Regions from separate parts of the Homo sapiens genome. Here region 1 is linked to region 2. A link is a contact called in ENCODE Hi-C or POLR2A ChIA-PET data. All regions are on one chromosome and are shown on one strand. The core of a region is the stretch at or near the end of the contact, and the rest is flanking DNA. Distances in the headings are between cores, read along the strand shown.

Region 1 (3,907 bases), core at 177-2,676, 100 kb before region 2:
CGGGGATTCCTACACAGCCCTCCCTGGGCCGGGGGTAGAGGCAGGGACCCCGGCCCATCCCGGCCTTGAGGTCTGACCTTGTGTGATCGGCAACACCAGATACGCCCAGCTCCTCGGCAAGGCCGGCAGGCCATCAGCAGGACTGGGAAGGCGGGAGGGACCGGGGGTTACCGGGGAGACACAAAGGGGCCGGGGGCAGGTGCAGAAGGAGACGAGAACCCAGTTACACAACAACCACAGGACAATGAACTGGATGGTGAGGTGCTAATGGGGACACTGAGGCACAGACATTTCTCAGATTTGGGTCACTTGAACCAAAGAAGGTTGGCAGTCACCCTGGCCGTGCTTGTCACAGACGGGGAAGATGAGTCCAGGTCAGTGATCCCCACCAGGTGGCACAAGGGGAATCTGGCTGGGCGGGAGGCTGGTGCCAGTCACGTGTGTGTGTTAGCAGGGTGGGGGTGACCCAGCCATGCCCAGCCACCATGCAAAAAAGTAGGATTCTATATATGGGAGCATCCCTGGCCTGTTGACTGAGACACTCCCCACCCAGGAGAAGGTTCCACCTGACAGCCCAAGGGTGGGAGTGGGGGTCCCCATTCCCCCGACCTAATGCAGTGACTCGGGTACTTCCGCCAACAGGTGCCAATCTGGGTGGCGTCTGGAACATCATAAAGCTGTCTAGAGGCGGGGGTGGCTGGAGCTTTGTTATGCGGGGGAAGGGCACGGGCCGGGCCCAGCAGCCTCCTCCCCTCCCAGGGCACTGCGCCAGGCACGTGCCCCAGGTGGAGCGGCACCTGCCGGGTACCCAACCCTGGGGAGGGGGATGAGTTTGGGGGCGGACGAGAGGCACTGGGACGCCCAGCCAGCCACAGACACCCGAAGTAGAGCCTCCGCCGCGCCCCTTCTAGTTCTCCAGGAGAGGCCGAGTTTGAGGGTGTAGCAGGGGTTGCCTCCGGGATCGCCCCCAAACCAGCCCAGTCCACATCGCCACCTGCCGAGAAGGGGGCCTCGCTGGCTCCACAGTCCCGGCCCAGGGAGGGGGCGCCGGGCGCTCCGGAGGCCCCCGCCCTTGCCATCGTCACCCGAGTCCCGTTCCGGGGGCTGGGGGGGCTCCCCCGGCAGCGCGCGGGCGGGGTCCGCCGGCGCCGTCCGGTCGCCCCGGGACTCCAGACGCAGGTGCGCCTACCTGCACGGCGTCGCTGGCCATGTCCTCCTGCCGCCCGCCAGGGGTCCCCGCGCGGAGGGAGGGGCGGCCAGAGGAGCGCGCGTGCGCCCCGGGCGTGGCGGGGAGGGGGCGGGCGCGGCGCGACCCTCCCCGGCGCGCGGCCCGCTCCGGCCTGCTCGGCTCCCGCCTCGCCTGGCCAGGCCGCCGCGTCCCCGCGCCGCGCCCTCCGGCCCCAGCGGCCGCCGGGCCTGGTCACGTGACCCCGGAGGTCGGCGCCCGGGGAGGGGGCGGGGCCGAGGGGGGACGGGTTCCCAGAGGCCCCCGGGGCTGCGGGGTCCCGCCCGTCCGCCCCCTCGGTCTCCCGAGCCCGGAGCATCCCCATCGGCTCCCCACCTTTCCTCTTTCCGGGTCCCGAGACGACCGCACGCTGCCGAGGGGTCCCCCATTGGAGCGCGCGGGAACCCGAGGAGAACGGTTCCACGCGTTCAAGCCGAGAGCGGCGGAGGCCTTTGGGCCTCCCGGGACCCCTGAAAAAAACAAACAGAATAACCCCCCACCCCACCCTACCCCGGTGCATTTGCAAGCTCGGGACGCCTGCATCTGTGGTCCCCTATTCAAGGGCATGGAAGTTTCCCCGTTACCTGGAGACAAGCTCTGGGCGGATCTGCATTCAAATCCTAGCGCTTTACGCCTTGAGGGAGACAAACCCTTCCAGGCACCTCATCTGTGAAATGGGAATGATGCGCTCACCTCCTCGGTGTTGGTAAAATTCAATAAGACAGTGCAGGCCAAGAGCTGAGAACACACTAGACGCTCCATAAGTGTTAGCTGCTGTCACTTTTAATGTTATCGTAATTGTTTGTTTGTTGTTTTGCTATTTTTGGACGGAGTTTCGCTCTGTTGCCCATGCTGGAGTGCAGTGGCGCGATCTCGGCTCACTGCAACCTCCGCCTCCCGGATTCAAGTGATTCTTCTGCCTCAGCCTCCTGAGTAGCTGGGATTACAGGTGCCCACCACCATACCCGGCTAATTTTTGTATTTTTAGTAGAGACGGGGTTTCATCATATTGGCCAGGCTGGCCTCGAACTCCTGATCTCAGGTGATCCGCCCGCCTCGGTCTCCTAAAGTGCTGAGATTACACAGGCCTGAGCCACCGCGCCCAGCCTCTATTATCGTTATTGTTATTAAAAGAGGTTTGAATCCCAACTTGCTGTTCATCCTGGGGACCCCTGTGGCCTCTGAGTCTCAGTTTTCCCCGCTATAAAATGGGCATCGCCTTCTTTTTCGGGGCTGCTGCATGCAGATGGCGCTCCATAAATGCAGACTCGTGCCCAAGCGGAGAGTGGAGGCCTCTGCGGAATTTCTAGGGGATCTCCGGGGTCTGCAGAGCGTGCAGCTTTGTTCGTGGCCGCCGTCGGACCCTCACTCCTTCGGAAACCAGGCGAGGGAGCCAAACCTTGGTCTCCGGGGCTCCGGCAGGGAGCGCTCCCTGGCGGCGGTGCCTGCACATTGGCGCCCTTTGGGACCCGAGGAAGCGCCGTGGGCTGCGGGTACCTTGGTTACCCGTGGCTCTGCGTGGTTTCAGTCGTCCCAGAAACCAGGGCGCGATGTTTTCTCTCTTATTTTTTCCTCTGAGCAACTCTTTGGGAGATACTAACAACAGAAAGAGAGAAGGAGGAGAATTATGCTGATCCAGAACCCATCCAGCCGGGCATGGTGGCGCACGCCTGTAGTCCCAGCTACCAGGAGGCTGAGGCGGGAGGATCGCTTGAGCTCAAGAGGCCGAGAATGCATCACTGTGGGGAGAAATCATGATGCCCCTGCACTCCAGCCTGGGTGACAGAGCGAGACCCTGTCTAAAAAAAGAAAGAAAAAAAAAAACGGCTGGGTGCAGTGGCTCACCCCTGTAATCCCAGCCCTTTAGGAAGCCAAGGTGGGTGGTGGATGGATCACTGGAGGTCAGGAGTTCGAGACCAGCCTAGCCAATATGGTGAAACCCATCTCTGCTAAAAAATATAAAATTAGCTGAACGTGGTGGCGCATGCCTGTAATCCCAGCTACTCGGGTGGCTGAGGCAGGAGAATAGCTTGAACCCAAGAGGCGGAGATTGCAGTGAGCCGAGATCGTGCCATTGCACTCCAGCCTGAGCGACAGAGCAAGATTCCATCTAAAAAAAGAAAAAAGAGGGGGCCAGGTGTGGTGGCTCACGCCTGTAATCCCAGCACTTTGGGAAGCAGAGGCAGGCGGATCACGAGGTCAGGAGATTGAGACCATCCTGGCTAACATGGTGAAAGCGGCGGGCGCCTGTAGTCCCAGCTACTAGGGAGGCTGAGGCAGGAGAATGGCATGAACCCAGGAGGCGGAGCTTGCAGTGTGCCGAGATCGCGCCACTGCACTCCAGCCTGGGCGACAGAGCGAGACTCCCTCTCAAAAAAAAAAAAAAAAAGAGAAAGAAAACAACAACAACACACACACAAGCCCAGAATTCACCCACATTTCACCTTTCCACTTTGTCGCATCCAGTCCCTACCATCACTCACCTTAACCAGTAGTCACCTCTCTCCTGGTCTCCTGGTTTTGCCCTCGCCCCCACAGTCTGTTCCCACAACAGCCCAAGGGAGCAGTGAACACATGAGATGGGGTATGCCCCTCCTCTGTCTAGAACCCTCCATGGCTCCCAGCTCACTCAGGGAAAAAACTCAGGTCCTCCCCACAGCCCACGAAGCTCTGCACCATCAG
Region 2 (3,671 bases), core at 202-2,701:
CCAGGAGGTGAAAGTTGCAGTGAGCCGAGATCTCGCCACTGCACTCCAGCCTGGGTGATAAGGTGGCTCAGTCTCAAAAAAAAGAAAAGAAAATTCAAGTGCTAAAACTTATATTCATTGACACAGCGTGACCTCTGTGATATATTAATTAAAAAAAAAAGAAAACCAATTTCAAACATCATATATAACCACATCTTTCAAGCACTTTGATCACAAATCAAAGAATTAATTTTTTACATTGCAACGTAGGCCTTCTACCCAGGTTTGGAACTAAAACAAAAGTTTCAGGAAGTCATAGTCATATTTCTACTGTGCAGTGGGTTCTGATATTTTCTAGTCTCTTTTGTTCCATTTTAAAAGGCTGGTCGTTTTTGCAATTACAGTATTTTTCTCTTTAAGGTTCTGGTTAATGTAACCCTGTAACCCAGACTCCCAGTAAAAAGGGTGTCTAGATAGTGACTAAGGAAAGGATGAAGGAAGACAGGGAAAGTGGTATTTCCAATCCACTAGGCTTGAATTTTTTTTTTTTTTTTTTTTTTTTGAGACGGAGTTTCGCTTTTGTAGCCCAGGCTGGAGTGCAATGGCACGATCTTGGCTCACTGCAAGCTCCGCCTCCCAGGTTCAAGCAATTCTCCTGCCTCAGCCTCCCGAGTGGCTGGGATTACAGGCGCCCGCCACCACACCCGGCTAAGAGTGTGTGTGTGTGTGTGTGTGTGTGTGTGTGTGTGTTTAGTAGAGACGGGGTTTCACCATGTTGGCCGGGCTGGTCACAAACTCCTGGGGTTACAGGCGTGAGTCACCGCACCTAGCCTCTTTTTTTTTTTTTTTTTTTTTTTTTGAGACGGAGTCTTGCTCTGTCGCCCAGGTTGGAGTGCAGTGGCGCGATCTCGGCTCACTGCAAGCTCCGCCTCCTGGGTTGACGCCATTCTCCTGCCTCAGCCTCCTGAGTAGCTGGGACTACAGGCGCCCGCCACCACGCCTGGCTAATTTTTTGTATTTTTAGTAGAGACGGGTTTTCACCGTGTTAGCCAGGATGGTCTCAATCTCCTGACCTTGTGATCTGCCGGTCTTGGCCTCCCAAAGTGCTGGGATTACAGGCGTGAGCCACCGCGCCCAGCCTTTTTTTTTTTTTTTTTTTTTTTTTTTTTTTTTTAATATAGTGATGCGGTCTTACCATGTTGTCCAGGCTGTTCTCAAGCTCCTGGGCTCAAGCGATCCTCCTGTCTTGCCATCCCAAAGTGCTGGGTTTGCAGGCCTGAGCAACTGCGCCTGGCAGTGGTAACTCTTGAATGGGGGAAAAGTGGGCACAGACAAGCCCCACGATGGTCCAGCCTCCAAAGCGCAGCCGCCTGGGTCTTCCCCTCCAGCCTCCGGGACAAGGGGAATCTCAGTGGCTGAAACTTCTGGGGATGGAGGAGGAGCGGCATCCGGGGAGGGTGAGCCGAGCCCGGCGTGCGGCTCCGGAGGAGGCTCCGCCCGGCTCGGGTCCCCTCCCAGGGGCTGGGCTGGCGGGAAGGGCCCGGGCTGCCGGGCAGGCAGAAACGGAGCCTGGGAGTCTGCTATCGACCGCCTGGGCGGCGGTAGGGAAGCTTTTAGATCTGCCCGCTCGTCCCGGAGGGGGGCAAGGGCGAGGCTCCCCCTCCCCTAAAGAGCGGAGGCCCGGGGGGTTTCCTGTCACCCCTACAGGCCACCCACCAGCAAGGCTTGCAGGCTAGCCTCCGAACTGAGCCCAAAATCCGGTTGCTGGAATTGGAATTACTTTTCCTGGAACTTTATTGAGAGTTAATTTACATGCGGTGAAGTCCCAAGCCTGCACATATTATTTGCATGCACGACCCCGTGTCCCCACCCCATCAAAGTAAGGAACACTTCCATTCAGACGGCCCAGAAATCAATGTCCCTTCATCCATTCCCCACCCACAGCCACTCCACTGATTTTTTTTTTTTTTTTTTTTTTTTTTTGAGATGGAGTTTTGCTCTTGTTGCCCAGGCTGGAGTGCAATGGCACGATCTGGGCTCACCGCAACCTCTGCCTCCCGGGTTCTAGCGATTCTCCTGCCTCAGCCTCCTGAGTAGTTGGGATTACAGGCATGCACCACCATGCCCAGCTAATTTTTGTATTTTTAGTACAGATGGGGTTTCACCATGCTGGTCAGGCTGGTCTCAAACTCCCAACCTTAGATGATCCGCCCGCCTCGGCCTCCCAAAGCACTGGGATTACAGGTGTGAGCCACCAGGCCCGGCCTGATTTTTCTTTTCTTTTCTTTTTTTTTTTGTTTTTTGTTTTTTGAGACAGAGTCTCGCTCTGTCAGCCAGGCTGGAGTGTAGTGGTGCGATCTCGGCTCACTGCAAGCTCTGCCTCCCAGGTTCACGCCATTCTTCTGCCTCAGCCTCCCGACAAGCTGGGACTACAGGCGCCGGCCACCACGTCCGGCTAATTGTTTTTTGTATTATTTAGTAGAGACGGGGTTTCATCATGTTAGCCAGGATGGTCTCGATCTCCTGACCTCGTGATCCGCCTGCCTCGGCCTCCCAAAGTGCTGGGATTACAGGCGTGAGCCACCGTGCCCGGCCTCTTTTCTTTTCTTTTTAGAAACAGGGTCTTGCTCTGTTGCCCAGGCTGGAGTGCAGTGGTGCAACCATAGCTCACCGAAGCCTCTACCTCCTAGGCTCAAGCAATTCTCCTGTCTCAGCCTCTGAGTAGCTGGAACTACAGGCCCTCACCACCAAGCCCAGCTAATTTTTGTATTTTTTGTAGAGACAGACAGGGTCTTGCTGTTATCCAGGCTGATGTTGAATTCCTGGCCTCAAGCGATCCTCCTGTCTCAGCCTCCCAAAGTGCTGAGATTACAGGTGTGAGCCATAGGGTGGGGCCCACTATCCTGAATTCTTTTTGTGTGTGTGACAGTTTCACTCTGTTGCCCAGGCTGGAGTGCAGTGGCACGATCTCAGCTCACTGCACCCTCCACTTCCCAGGGTCAAGCGATTCTCATGTCTCAGTCTCCAAAGTAGCTGAAATTACAGGCACACGCCACCACACCCCGCTGATTTTTGTATTTTTTGTAAAGATGGGGTTTTGACATGTTGGCCAAGCTGGTCTTAAAGTCCTGGCCTCAAGTGATCTGCCCACCTCGGCCTCCCAAAGTGCTGGGATTATAGGCGTGAGTCACTGCACCTGGCTACTATTCTGATTTCTATCACCTTAGATTAGTTGAGCCTTTTGCAAAATTTCAGATAAATAAAATCACACAGTGTGGTCTCTCTTCCACTCAGCATCATGCATTCTGAGATTTATCAACATTGTGTGAATCAGTAGTTTGTTCCTTTTTGTTGCTAAGAATTACTACATCCTATGGATGGGCCTTAATTTATATTCTCCTGTCTGTAGATATTTTGATTGTTTCCAGTTTTTCAGCAATAATTGAACAAATCTGCTATGAACATTTGCCAACAAGTCTTTATATGGATATATTCTTTCTTTTCTCTTGGGTAAATGTATAGCAATGGAATTGCTGGGATGAATGGTAAGTCTAACTTTATTTTTTAAAATTAATTATTTTATATATTTTTTGAGATGGAGTCTCACTCTGTCACCCAGGCTGGCCTGCAGTGGCATGATCTTGGCTCACTGCAACCCCCACTTCCCTGGTTCAAGCGATTCCCCTGCCTCA

The links. A loop is a pair of places that touch in the nucleus more often than their neighbours do. ChIA-PET counts read pairs that join two places held with the same protein, here RNA polymerase II (POLR2A). Pooled maps may share reads with other maps.
Region 1: a pooled map shows a loop between it and region 2 (2.9-fold over the local background). The contact joins the promoter of PKN1 here to the promoter of LINC01842 in region 2. A Hi-C loop is called at or near these places in 2 of 50 pooled maps. POLR2A ChIA-PET finds 5 or more read pairs at or near these places in 5 of 52 experiments (GM12878, HEK293, Panc1 and 2 more).

Annotation. Positions count from the first base shown.
Region 1 is chr19:14,430,825-14,434,731 of GRCh38, reverse strand. PKN1 (protein kinase N1) reads right to left here and starts at 1,426. Exons shown (of 22, transcript NM_002741.5): 1 at 1,190-1,426. The coding sequence starts at 1,210. RefSeq lists silencers at 697-806, 1,097-1,166, 1,337-1,676 and enhancers at 386-958, 959-1,532, 2,407-2,686.
Region 2 is chr19:14,331,523-14,335,193 of GRCh38, reverse strand. It overlaps LINC01842 (long intergenic non-protein coding RNA 1842), which reads right to left and starts at 1,451. Exons shown (of 2, transcript NR_134916.1): 1 at 1,175-1,451. The region is part of intron 1 of LINC01841 (long intergenic non-protein coding RNA 1841); the gene reads left to right. RefSeq lists an enhancer at 754-1,429.